Linked DNA regions of Homo sapiens: region 2 is linked to region 1. Evidence: chromatin contacts called from ENCODE Hi-C data. All regions are on one chromosome and are shown on one strand. Each heading gives the region's core, a stretch centred on a gene start or an enhancer-like site at or near the end of the contact. The rest is flanking DNA. Distances are from core to core; before and after follow the strand shown.

Evidence for each region. Hi-C counts contacts between places; a loop is a spot of excess contacts on that map. Pooled maps may share reads with other maps.
Region 2: a loop to region 1 is called in a pooled map, with 2.8 times the contacts of the local background. The contact joins two enhancer-like sites. A Hi-C loop is called at or near these places in 2 of 37 single-sample maps with no recorded cell type and 2 of 50 pooled maps.

The regions. Positions count from the first base shown.
Region 1 is chr21:14,684,299-14,691,286 of GRCh38, forward strand. No RefSeq gene overlaps it. Among named protein-coding and RNA genes, the nearest start is that of SAMSN1-AS1, 110 kb to the left of the region's middle. RefSeq lists a silencer at 116-225 and enhancers at 2,434-2,483, 2,504-2,603. Within about 2 kb of position 2,598, at least 7 of the 41 ENCODE cell types and tissues checked have a DNase peak (open chromatin) inside an H3K27ac peak, as active enhancers do.
Region 2 is chr21:15,000,949-15,007,936 of GRCh38, forward strand. The region is part of intron 3 of NRIP1 (nuclear receptor interacting protein 1); the gene reads right to left. Among named protein-coding and RNA genes, the nearest start is that of NRIP1, 61 kb to the right of the region's middle. RefSeq lists enhancers at 4,071-5,006, 6,901-6,988. Within about 2 kb of position 4,548, at least 8 of the 41 ENCODE cell types and tissues checked have a DNase peak (open chromatin) inside an H3K27ac peak, as active enhancers do.

The DNA of each region.
Region 1 (6,988 bases), core at 1,348-3,847:
CAATTAATCAATACTTTCTAGTAATACCACATCGAATAATAAAACTCACATCAGAAGCCACCATCACTCCCACCTCATTTTTAATGGCCCATGCCTTATTGACCAGCTCTGTAATTACTTACCAGGCTCACTGCATGCCATTTACTTTAGCACCAACAAACTCATTCCCTTGCTGACCGGTGTGGATATGCCACTCCCCTACCTAAGTCAGTGCTTTTTCTTCATCTAAAGTACCATATGTTAATCTGGAGTTTGAGTCTTGAAATACCTTCTAAAATCTATATACATTTGGGTTTTTCTGCATCAGTGCTTATTTTTCTTGGTTGACAATGCACTGCGTCCTTCATATTCTAAAACAGGCCTGGAATTCATTCAAGATGAATATCTTCAGAACAAAGCCAAAGACTTTAGCATAGACTGCAAGAATTATTTTTGAGATAAAGTTTCAATCTTGTTGCCCAGGCTGGAGTGCAGTGGCACGATCTCGGGCTGCCCGGGTTCAAGCAATTCTCCTACCTCAGCCCCCAGAGTAGCTGGGACTGCAGGTGTGCGCCACCACGCCCGGCTAATTTTTGTATTTTTAGTAGAGACGGGGTTTCACCATGTTGGCCAGAATGGTCTCAAACTCCTGACCTTGTGATCTGCCCACCTTGGCCTCCAAACGTGCTGGGATTACAGGCATGAGCCACTGCGTACAGTCAACTGCAAGACTTTCTATGATCTAACCCCAAAAGACCTCTGCCATTCCAGGGTCACCATCTGCCCCAAACACTTAATGCCCAGCCATATCATACTCCTTTTAAGGTCCTCTAACTGCACCAACTTTCTAACTTTTCCATGTTTTTGCACATGTTGCTTCTCCTTGTATTTTGGACTCTTCACCATCATTTATTGTCCAACTTCAACTCCCTTTTCAAAATCAAATTAGAAGTCACTTTTTCTGTGAAAGTTTCTCAGCCTCCACTATGCTAATATGCAGTTGATAGCTTTATCTTAGTTTGCTGTGGTACCTGGGCATATCTCTATCATGACAATTTTCAAATAATATTGTAGGTGTGTATGCAGCTGGCCCACTTTGAAGAGTGGGCTACCAGAAAAAAGAAGTTGTATTTTATTCTTGTTGGTAATCTCAGAGTCCAGCAGTATCTAACACTTAGTAAGTGCTCAGTCAAACTTTGATGAGGCAAAGAGCATAAAGTCAGCTGAGCAAGAAGACAGAGACTTTTGATGGAAACAGAAAACTTCAGGGCCATATTTCACTCATGAAAACCATCCCCAGGGCAATAACTAATTAATAGCAGGCATTTGGTAGAGGCGTGTTGCTGAGAGTGAACCCCTTTAAAAATCGAAATGATAGAAAGTTTTTAGTTACATTATGCACTGACAAATTACTTGAGCAAAAGCTGAGAACTAACTGTCTGCTTATAGCAAAAGGAACTTGAAATAAGGAAGTGACATCCCAGGGTGCAATCACATGTTACTTAAGAAATTCAGCAGAATTTTAGCAGTAGAAAAATTTAGCAATTGAAACCAACCCTGAATAGAATTCTTTTCTTAGTTCCAATTGGCTATGTATAACCATTTACTCACAAGGCAAAATTGGAAATTAATATTAGAAATACCTATCATTCCATTTATAGTAAATAATTATGCTGGATTTTACTATATATTGAGTTGCAGATACAGTTGTTCCCAATCCATAATTATGCTTCGTTTTTTTGTTTTTTGAGACGGGGTCTCGCTCTGTCACCATGCTGAGAGTGCAGTGGTGTGATCTCGGCTCACTGCAACCTCCGCCTCCTGGGTTCAAGCGATTCTTGTGCCTCAGCCTCCTGAGTAGCTGGGATTACAGGCATGCACCACCACACTCAGCTAATTTTTGTATTTTTAGTAGAGATAGGGTTTCACCATGTTGGCCAGGATGGTCTCGATTTCCTGACCTTGTGATCTGCCCACCTCAGCCTCCCAATGTGCTGAGATTACAGGTGTGACATAATTATTCTTAATTAACCATTTTGTTGTTTGTGGTCTTATAAAATCTTTAGTTAAAAGAAAACCTGACTGTCACAATCAAGGTTCCAGGCCCCGGAATGAGGGACGCCAGATGAGAAACGAGACTTAGTGATGATTTCTATAACAACATTTATCCCAACCACACATTACATTTGTAATCTCTTAGACCTTGTAAAGGGGATTTTATTAAAACTACAAAAAGTAAACGTATATGGATCTAAATAATTAAGACAGAGAAGATAAAGTTAGCATCTGAGGCTGCAGGTAGGATGGATTTCAGCTGAGCTGGAACTAGAGCAGAAGCAACCTGTGAGAAGGGTTATAGACAGACGTGCGAAAGAAGGTGTTTAAGAAGTGTTGCAACTTTCATTTTCACATTCTCAATGTTCTCACTCTGGTTTTTGTGTGACCCCAGACTGATATGTCTTCCAAAGCAGTACCCAATGGCTGGAATTCGTGTACATTATCATTTATTATTTTAAATGTTTTCAGAGTTATTGTGATCTCTTCTGCCACACCAAATTTATGCAGAGTCCTTGGCAAAGAATGTAGTGGACTTGCCCACATTCCACTCCATTCCCTGTCCTCTGACCTTCAGCACAGACCACAGAACAATGGTTGAGAACGCAGACTATGGGAGCCAGACTGTCTGGTTTCCGGTGTCCGTGACCATGAGCAGACTGTGTGCTTTGCATTCTTCCATCTGTCTAATGGGGACAATAATAGTTCCTCCCAGGCTTGTTATAAAAATGAATAGTTACTGTCAACTCTAAGCAAAGCTCTTAGATCAGTTCCTGGAGCATCACAAGGCCCTGTATGTGCTTGCAAAATAAATAAATAGCTCCACTTTGGGCAGGTAAAGTGAAGTGTTGAGTAAATTGTTTCTTCATAGTGAATAAAGAAACGGTTATGGAATGCCCAGCATAAGCCTTAAACACATCCACTCTTCCCCCTGGGTGAAGCCAACAATGATACTAGGGGGATAGTTATCATTCCTGCCTGCAACCCAGAACTGAGGAAAGAGGACCAGGAAGAATATCAGGGCTCCTATAACCTTACCCTTTATTTTTGCAAATAAAGGAACTGAAAGAGTTTAAAGAATTTGCTGAAAGCCACACCACATATTTAGTGTGAGTCACAAACCCATTTCTTGTGACTATCAGCTTAGCTCTCTCCATTATACTCATGTCATTAGAGTGGTTATGACAGGAAAGCAGAAGAAAGGCCAGGAGTCCAGGGGTTCCTTGATGAAACACCATGGAGATGTAACAGGCAAAGAAAGAAGATGGGGCCCCAAAATATAACTTTCTCTACCAGTTCTGCCAGAACTTCTCAGACTGGCTTAAGCAAATAACTTTGCACAATTTTTTCATCAGCTAAGAGAACAGTTTATGAATGCCTTAAATAAATTTGACTATTTTTTAGCTTAATTGATAAGAAAATGCATTTCCATTTACAGAAACTAAAAGTAACCTACTTGAAAACTCAGTCCTCAAGCTTTAGAGTTTGCGTGCACTCTGTAGGAATGCATAACTGTAGGAATGGGGTTATGATTTGCCTTTGGGAATTCTTGAAGTGAGTCTGTTTACTCTTGTATTTCAGCACCTAGCCCAGTGCACAGCATTCAGTGAATATTTCTGATTTCCTATTTTAGTGTATATCAGCGGCCCTCAAACTTTACTGAACATGAGAATCACTTGGCAGAGCTTGTTAAAAAAAGGTGGATTCCCTCAATACAACCCCTAGAGGAGAATGGCCCAGCAGGCCTGTGGGGCATTTTTAACAAGGTGCTCTTGATTCTGAGGGAGGCAGTCTTACATAATGCTCAAATTGGAAATATAAATAATAAGCTCATATCAATTTGTCACCTTTAGAATTTGAACCAAAATTTCCCCCACCTACACATGCCTCACAAAGCTATGTTATAGGTGCTCTCTAACTCACACGCCTCAGGGATCCCATCAGCACCATGTTTTTTTCTAGCCAGAATTCTAATGAAATGTAAGAGTAGTATTCTCCTCATGCAAAACTTAATTCTGTCAACTCTTTCTCAATATTTGGTTATTTTTGTTAGTGAGGCTTAATTGCAGAGAGCTGTTTAGAGAAATGTTGAAGGGCTAAATTTGACATTTTCAGCACAATGGAAGATTTTTGACCTCCTGGACTAGAGACTTAGTCAATATATCTTCAAGTCTATCCTTTTGCTTGTTTTCAAATACTATAAATTAGGACAATGATCTCAGAGTAGGGCTCACATCATGAGAGGCAAGGTGACTGCGGAGCAATTATATGACTGATACTAGCCTTTGAGGACAGGTTTCCACCAGAAGGTTGTCTGGAGTCAGTATGAGACATTCTGAAAACAAGTGATGTTTCACATGCCCACAGATACACATTTAGGCCCGAATTCTCCATATTCAAAGGTCTACGGGGTTCCAGTGCTCACCTCTGGGGGCTTTTTTGTTAGTAGATTTGGCTCTCATAACAAGTGACAAGATTATGGCTGACACTCAAGTCTCTGGCTTATGTGGAAAATGTCATTATTTACAATTTTCCTCCTTTGGAAATATTAAAGAAAATACGTTTGGTGGTTTAATTATCATCAAAAAGTAATTGAGGGAGACTGGGTACATAGAACTATAGTAGGAGTTAGAAAGTGTAAATTAATCTATAGAAAAGTGATAGCTCTAGAAGGCTATGCTATAAACAAAGTAACAGACACACTGGCCACTGACAAGTTAAATAAGAAAGAACCTAACATGAATGTAAGTACAGAGTCAAGTATCTGTTGAGTGGATGGACGCAAAGGAATTTGTGGATTTACTACTTTCCTTACACCCTCTACACTTTCCAAAGCGTGACCTGGCACACTTGAATAGATTCACTGTGTGCTGAAAGAGACCACTCTTATTGCTATTTCAAGGGAAATATTTTAAGACTTGAGATATTATAGAAACCTGAACAAATAGAAAATGGAAAAAAATAATCGGAGAACAAAGTAATACAGTCTGCCCAGGCTTGAGTGAAAATCAAAGTAGCATGGTGTATTAGTCCGTTCTCATGTTGCTAGTAAAGTCATACCTGAGACTGGGTAATTTATAAATGAAAGGGGTTTAATGGACTCACAGTTCCACATGGCTGGGGAGGCCTCACAATTATGGCAGAAGGCGAAGGAAGAACAAAGGCTTATCTGACATGGCAGCAGGCAAGAGAGGGTGTGCAGGGGAACTGCCCTTTATAAATTTGATCTCCTGAGACTTATTCACTACCACAAGAGCAGCATGAGAAAAACCCACCCCATGATTCAATTACCTCCCACCAGGTCCCTCCCACAACACATGGGGATTATGGGAGCTACAATCCAAGATGAGATTTGGGTGGGGACACAGCCAAGCCATATCGCATGGTATTCATTGATATGTAAATGGAACCAATAATCAACTAACAATGATAAGCCTTGTACTGAGAAAATGACAAAGAAGAAGTATATAGGGCCCCTGTTTTTAAGAAACTTACAAACGATTGGTAGTGAAGACAACATAAATGCATATAGATTACAAAAGTGTCAGAAACAGGTATGTGCACATAACATAGGACAGTGGCAATAAAGTTCTAAAAATTAAACAAAGTTTGGACAGAGATAAACGGCCTGGTTTCATGGAAAGGGGTGTGGGCGATGTTTTAAGTGAGGGCAGTGGCAAATCTTAAAGTAGGAAAATAATAAGGCAAGCAGGATGGCATAGTTTATGCCTGGCTGCAGACGGGAGGTGAGAGTGATGTGCAACACAAAATAAGAACAGCAAGGTACGGGATGAACAAAGAAAGAGAGTCAGAACATTTTATTTTGATGCAAATTAAAACTAAGAATTCTTTTCAAGTTATTTAAAGACAGTGACATAATCAAAAGGATGATTGCAGAGGATCATTCCTTCTACTTATAATTGGAGGAGGAGAAGGAAAAAAAAGAGTTGAGTTCTGCTGACGTTTTTAATCCATTAATTTTAAGGCATCCACAAAGGACAAAGTTAGATCAAAAACGTGAAAGAAGTTCACAACATTTCATCAGATGCCCAGGAGGTCTTGGCAGTAAAAATGAGGACACCTCTGCACCAGACCATGTCGCCTGATTGAAAAAACAAACAAACAAACAAAAAAAACCTCCAAAAAAACTCTTCTTCCATGGAAACAAATAATGTGTTCCACTTCTGCCAAGGTCATTCTGCATATACAGATGGCTTAGGTGGCTCAGTGTAGTTAACTCCTCTCCTTTGGCAGGGGAACAGAGATTTCCATCATATCCTTCTCTGCTCACTGATATCTGGCCCCCAGCCTTGCTTGATCTTGATACTTTGGAAAAACTGTGTTGTCTGTTGTGGTGGTTATTTTGGTTTCTCTAATCTTAATGTCTTCTATAACAATTATTAGTGGCAACATATAGATGAAGCCAATTCAACATTACCTCGAAGAGACGAAATGCTTCATCTTTGCCAAAGATCTCAATTGCCAAAGTTAGGTGGCTGGGAGAAGTCTGTTAACACAGCTCCCCTTGGCTGGGATTCACTCCAGTGTTTGTAATTTCTCTGAAGACCCATTGAGCAACCTGGCCTGAGTTTGAATTTGTGCAAAAAAGCCTCTAACCAGGTGAGTTGCACATTGTTTCCAGCTCATTAGAGATGTTTTGGACAACTTTTCTAATGAGGTTTGACATTTGACTACCATGGCATATGTGTCTTTCTCCACCATGTCACCCTCCCCCTACTCTGTGCTTCCTTTGCTCTTGCTCAATTTTGTGAGTGAATCATCTGATCTGTGCCTTATATGACCATGCTCTAGTTTGATTAATCTCTCTCATCAACGCTCCTTCCTGAATCCTCTGATTAAATCTGGTCTTCTCTCTCCCCACTCCATAATACATGGGACCTTTTAGCAGCTATTAATTATTTAAAAGAACGTTACTTTCTATCATGCTCAAGTT
Region 2 (6,988 bases), core at 3,298-5,797, 320 kb after region 1:
ATTATTAACAGGTGCTTAAAAATGCTTCTTCACTTGGTCATTTTCTATAAAAGTATCTGCAAGCCAGTCTAGACCAATGTCTATAGCTTGTGATTATACAGATCTCCGGAATGTCTTCAGGATGTATAATTACTACATACAGAACACTTATTCACACATTTAAATGGAAGTGAAATGTAATCTAAAAAATGTAAAGCTATATACTAGTTTCAAGAATACAAAAGTAAACAATAGGAAACAACTTTCATTTCATCAGTGTATTAGTATGAGGTATTTTGCTTCCTCTCTCTCCTAAATCAAGTGTTCTGATTGTAATCGAAGGATCAGGATGGGGACAGAAGAGGGAAAAGGGCACCTGCAGTTCACATGTGGCAAGAGGCTTGGACAAGAGGAATTTCTTTTCTCCCCTTGCAGTACAGATTTATACACAACCGAAAAAGTGCAGCTATGACCACATTTTAAGAATGCCTAAAAATGCCCAGGAGTCTAATCCCTATCACAGATATTTTAATCACTTTATAAAATCTTAAAGCATTTATTCCTTTCATATTAAGTAACCTCAAATAACCCAAATTGTACACTACAAGTCTCTATTTGAGTAACAATCACAGAATTAAAAAAAATTATAAGAAATATGCAATTTCCTTTTCTACAACCGAATAAAACAGTATAATGTTTATGCAAATCAAGCTAGCAGAAGAATAAAGTAAACAACACATTTCTTAATTTCTTAATATAGTTCAAGGTGGTGTAGTGGCCACCTCTTTTCTTTTTTTCATGAAAATCTCTTTCCTTTGCACCATGTTATATAGGATCTTTAAGAATATAATGTACTGAAGATAATTTAAAATAATTTTCTAAACTATGTCCATAACCACCTCCATGACTGCTCCCATCTGATGGTTAAAATCTTACAGTACTAGCTTGAATTTCATCTCTGCCTCACATGTTTCAAGCAGGGAAGCAGATTTAGTGCCTCAGAACACTTTACAGGGTTTCATTATCAATCAGGTTATGTTCCCGGTGACGCTTTCAGTAAAATTATCTTATTCAAATGAACTCTCTTGGACTGAAGTAAACAAAGCTGTAGCCCATTGCTCTCACATACTCTCCATTCATTTATTTCCTTTTTCTTTACTTAGACTTACAGCACGTGCCCTAGAAAGAGCGCATGTTGAATATTCCTGGAGTGTCACAATATGCAATACAATAAAACAGATTACGGCCCTACCTTTCTCTCACAGCAGTGGTGCCAAGCACAGGTACACCGGAGTAATCAATTTGTTCTGCAGACCGTAAGGCTTTCATAGAATACTAATGTAAAATCTCTTTTCTTTCTCCTTTGCCTTGACTCCCTAATGCCCAGGTCCCGACCAATACAAGGAGGAGGGCGGTATGTCTTCTGCTGAGATAACCACAACTACTAATCAAGTATACGTGTACAAGGGCACAGGATTAAACCTCCACCAAGCTTGAGTCAGGGTTTGAGAGCAGCTAAACACATGCACAGCATGGTCAAAATTAAACACACACACACACACGCACCCACGCACACACACGTGCCATGAAAATACAGATGTGTCTACTTCGGTGAACTAATTCATCACACTTTACCATGCCTCGTTTTTTTAATCTCAGGGGCATAAAATTACCTCCTGTTGAACTGAGGACTTAGATTCAACAGTGCCCAACAATTGTTTTTCCAGAAACGAGAATCATGATCAGTCTTCTTTGTACTCAACTGTTAACCATTTTTAAAACTAGGCATTTTTCTTAATTGTACTATCCAGCGCAGTTTTACATGAATTTATCATTTCAGGTATTAACATAGGGTTAATAGACTCTGCATGGATTCTTCAGATTTTACACTTAAAAATATATTGTAATAGCTCAAGTCTACTTTACCAAGAAAAGTATGTGCATTACCAGTAATAAGACATACAAAAGATTTTCATGTATCTTGAAGTATTTACATTATGAATAATCCCAAGCTATTTGAAAAATATTTTCAGGTCTCAACAATTATTTAAAAAGCACCTTTAACACTTCATAATTATGGCATCACGGTGGTATGGTTAATCTTATAAATCTAGAGTTCTGGTGTTCTTTTCAATTAGACATTTTCACTTGGCTTATTTTTCTTTTATTCAAAATATGAAAAGGTATGCCAGTCATTGAGTAGGCGAATGACAGAAGTTGTTAAATATTTTTTAACAACATACATTGCCACATTTTAATTTGCCTGCCTTAATTTTCAAATAACTCTTGAAAAGTATTGATAGTTAAGGGGCTGCAAACTAGGCAAAAATTAAGAACAAAATACTCAAAATAACTGAAGAAACTTATTAGGAGGCATCCTAAGCCGTTCTGTTTTCATGTAAACAACTGCTTTAACACTGCTAAAATACATGTGTCTCATTTTGCACTTTTTCTATTTCTTAAAAAAAATCAGTAGGAACAATTAAGAAATACTAGGGACTCAATGAAGTATTGCAATAATGTTTAATCGATACTGATGCATTTGTCCTTGACACACTGACCATGTCATCAGGCTACTGTCATCTTATATCATGTCATTTCTCCACCTGGCTCATGACCTTGTCCTCTAAATGACCTAAAGCTTCCCTCAAGTAGCAGGAGGCCCCTCCCCGCTGTCTCAGCAAGGTCGAACGGGTCAGCGTGTCCTCATCTATAATCCACCACCATTTGTCAGCAGGGAGGCTGGAGGAGGCAGGCTTGCTACAAGGGGAGAATGCCCAATTAGGCAGCTGTCACACAAAGCATAGGCTGCAAAATTATCCCCTGTCAAAAGAAAGAGCAGCTGCGGGTGCCAATTACAGCAACCTTTCAACCCTTTAGGTACTGGAAACTACACAGAAGTAAATGAAGAACAATTAGTGATAACAAATCGATGAATTAGGACAGTAAATTAGAAATTACTAGCAGGTGAGCTTGGGTCATACATGACATTTAGGGCACACCAGACTCCAGGCAAGGGCAGGATGCAATGAATCACACTAACCATTTCCTCACATATAGATTTCCCCTCCAATATTTTCTTTTTGCAAACCTGAGATCTTTAAAATACCCATACCTAAAAATATGTATCTTAATATACACACCTTTTCATTTCATGGACCCCCAAAATTGTTTCTCAATAGGAGAAAAATCCTTCAGAATAATAAGTCTAGTTCATTCTAACTTGTTTTCACACAGTCCAACATGTTATCCCCTCAAACAAATTTCTTAAGTGTCGCCCACAAAATCCAAAATATCAGTTTAAATCATCACACTTAAAATATTGTACTTGTCCTGATTCTACTTCAGTCAAAAAGCAACTGGGTATAAATTCTGAGAAAACTGCTTTGCTAATATCATAATGTTGAAGGTAACTTTCTCTACACAATGTCATTTTGTGGATAAAAAAATAACTGCCATGTGTGCTTCTATACATAATACACATAAAGAAAATATCAACCACAAAATTACTCTCTTAGATTGTTCTGCTCCAATCCTGCAGAGGTGATATACATTAAGTCTCAAGCACAGAAAGCCAATGCACTTGGACTTTGTCCAACTAATTTATTTGGTAGTTAACATTCGCAGGCAGTGAAGGAGGAACATGGGGAAACAAGCCCCACCAAGGGGAGCAGATCCAATATGGCTACCGAGTGTTCATGGACATGGTTTCATTGTGCCTTAAAATGTCATGCATGTTCAGAAACAACTTTCTTAAAGTCCATTTTTAACTAAGATTAATTTTTTTTCCATAGAAAAAAGATGGTCTTCCTACATCAGTTCTTTGAAAGTTGAGAAACCTGAATGATACGTGCTGTTATTTCTAAAGAGGCAGGAGAAAATTGCTTAACTAGACTTCTAAATCACAAATGGATAAAAGTGAGGAAGAGAGAAGGTGAGGCAATAAAGAAGCACTTTACTCACCCACCTCCAACACATTATAAATAAATCACAGTTGCCAGAGGGAAAAGTGTGTAACTCCTAGTTCCTAAGTCCAGCCATGTGATAATGTTTCTAGGAGATAGATGTCATGGGGAGAAAACTTCTCCATGAAAAGTTTATCTGAGAATTTGATTTATAAATTATATTTCATCATTTAAAAACTGGGCATTTATAAATTCTCTTAAGTTTAGAATGCAACCCTCTAAAGTCAGACATAAGGAATTCAAAGCAATGACAAATAGATAGGAATGAAGGAGTTAATGCCTTTAGAATTCAGCTTCCATCATACATGGGTGACTATCTCTTTAAATAATTTAAATCCTCTCCATCAACTACAAAGCTGTTTTGAAGCCATTTAGCTTTGTTCTTTACATGTGTTCTAATTAAGAGATGACCTTGTCATCACACACACCAGAAATCCGGGATTATTTCCTACAGCAAAAATTCACAGAGCCCCCCAAAGAAGAAAAAGGGGGGTAAAAAAGTCTTCTTCCTCAGTTCCTCACTAAAGGAAGTTGTTGGTTGGTTGAACGCTGAGGCAGTTTCACCGCATAATTTTTTTGTTGTTGTTGAATGTCACAGGGCGGGTTAGTGTGACCTTGAGCTGCATCAGCAGCACAGCAAGGGTCGAGATGCCTGCAGGCGCCCTTGTACTGGATTTGCAAGACAAAAACCTTCAAACTGGCTGAAGGACATCTTAAATCTCTTCAAAGGTTTTCCGAACTAATCTGGGCTGCTCTTAGCAGGATCTGTGCCAGTGTGAGAAGCAAAATTAAAAACAAGGTCTTTGACAGGATGTTGTCTCCTCTTAACCCTTCCCAAGCAGAATAGAACAAACCACCAGCATTCTGGAGAGAGGGTTTACCTAGAAGCATTCTTTTATAACAAATTATGTAAGCAGACAATCACAAAGAATGGGGCAGTTATTAGTTCTCAAAAGTAAACAACCCTTCCATTGTGCTTATTAAAGAATTCAGGTCGAATTCTTTCTTGACTATATTTCAGTGTAGTGAATGTAAAACTTAAAGCTCTATTTGTATCTTTCAGATTTGTAGCACAGTCACAGGTTAAGACTAAAAAATATTTCCATCAATATTTATCTCTAGAATTTTCATTTTTAAAAAAAAATACATGGTTTTAGTTGGTTAAGTCACAAACTTCACGCATACTGCATATAGCTTACTAAAATTACAGGTAAGGAAAATTACATTATAGCATGTTTACTAAATTTCTTATTCCCAACATGATGAATACATTCTTAAGACGGAAAAAAAAAATCATTAGAATAGTGAGTAACACAAGTAAAACAAGGTAAAGCAATCTCGGTCTTGTTATAAAAACATCAGCATGACATTTGATGTTTTAGCATTACCAGTGCATGGGCCAAAAGAGAAAGTATTAATGCCAGTAGAGGGTGTTTGATTCTTCCCTGGCAATGCTCTCAAAATTTAATTTAGTAGCTAAAGTAGGCAAATGTTTAAATCATTACTCTAGAACAACAAAAGGAAAAAGGTGAATAAAATAGTCCTGGCTTTCAAGAAATAAATAGTCTGGTGGAACAAACAGCTGTAATGCTTAAATCACAATATATGCTAAAATCAGTGTGTCTCCATCTATAACATGCTGGTTTGTCATCATCAGATATAAGGTATGTCATGATTAGTTCTAAAGAGTATTTAGTGTAAGTATTTAGTGTTAAGTACAGAATTTAATAAGGTCTAAGAGGTTGCAAATTATTCCCTTTTAAAAAAACAGACTAAATAAATTCAAGATAACTTGGGTGATAACCACACTTTCACTCACTTGGATTCAGGTATGTTTTCCTGAACAGGACAGGAAAAGGACAGAGTAATAACACCTAGTGAGTAAATAAGACCCGAGAGTGCACAGTGCCGGTGATTTTCTTCCTTAGTCTCTGTGCCAAAGGAGAGAGAGTATATACTGTGCTAAATGCAATGACTGAAATATGTAAAAAGTGCTCTAGGAACACAGATAGGCTGTAACCAGGTTTTTAGTTCATATGTACACATGCAGGTGGTAGTCAGTGATGGTTAAAAAATGAGTAAGGGCTAGCCAGGCAGAAGAGAATGGCAGCCATTCTAGGGTCCAGAAATAGCACTCAAAGGCAAGGAAGAGCTGAGTGTGACACAGGAAGTGTGGTAGTCCAATGGGAGTGGAGATTAGGCTGGAAATGCAACTGGGACCAAGGACTTTGAATCAAGGCCATGCCAAGAAGCTGGCCTTTATCTGGTGGGTTTCCTTACAAGCAATGGTATTATTAAAAGCATATTAGAAAAACAAAACCAGAAGCTATGGGAGTTGTTGATAGCTTGGAGGGAAGAAGAAACTGTAGATCAGTTAGTGCACTGCCATGGTCAAAATAAGGCAAAGGCAGGAGAGTTGAAGAAAAAGACAGCTCTGGAAACAATGAAGGCTGCTTTGAATATTTAAAAACCAATTTGTTTAACATAAACAGTGCTATAAGATAGGGTGTTATTTCATAGCAACTTTATTGAATCAAAGATAAAAACGATAAAAATAATTACTATATCTCAAGCCTAGGTTTGATAAACACTGTGCTAAAAAAATGATTTCTACAAAGTTTCAAAAAAGTAGTAATTCTTACAGGGGTGCTTTAAAGAGGCAGAATCAGATCCTGTTTGAAGTCTGAATTTTGTACTTTGAACTATCAACCTTCATTAAGTATTAGGTAAGGGTTTTGCTAAGACAGTGACATGTACCTTTTCAGAACAGTGTGAGAGCGTATTTCCCTTGGCTATAAGACAGAGATGTCCGACTTAAATTATAATGTGGTTCTTGGAGCTAAGAGTTCTATCCAACGCTAATGAGAAAAAAAATTAACTCAGCAAACATTTCTTGAGTCCCGACTACGTTTAGGACACAGAATTAAAAAATAAAAACTACCCAACATTCTATCAGCTTCATGTTTTTAGATGATCACTCATAATGATATCAAGTCCTCAAATTCCAGCTTGCATGACATCATCACACAATAAAAACACTACGA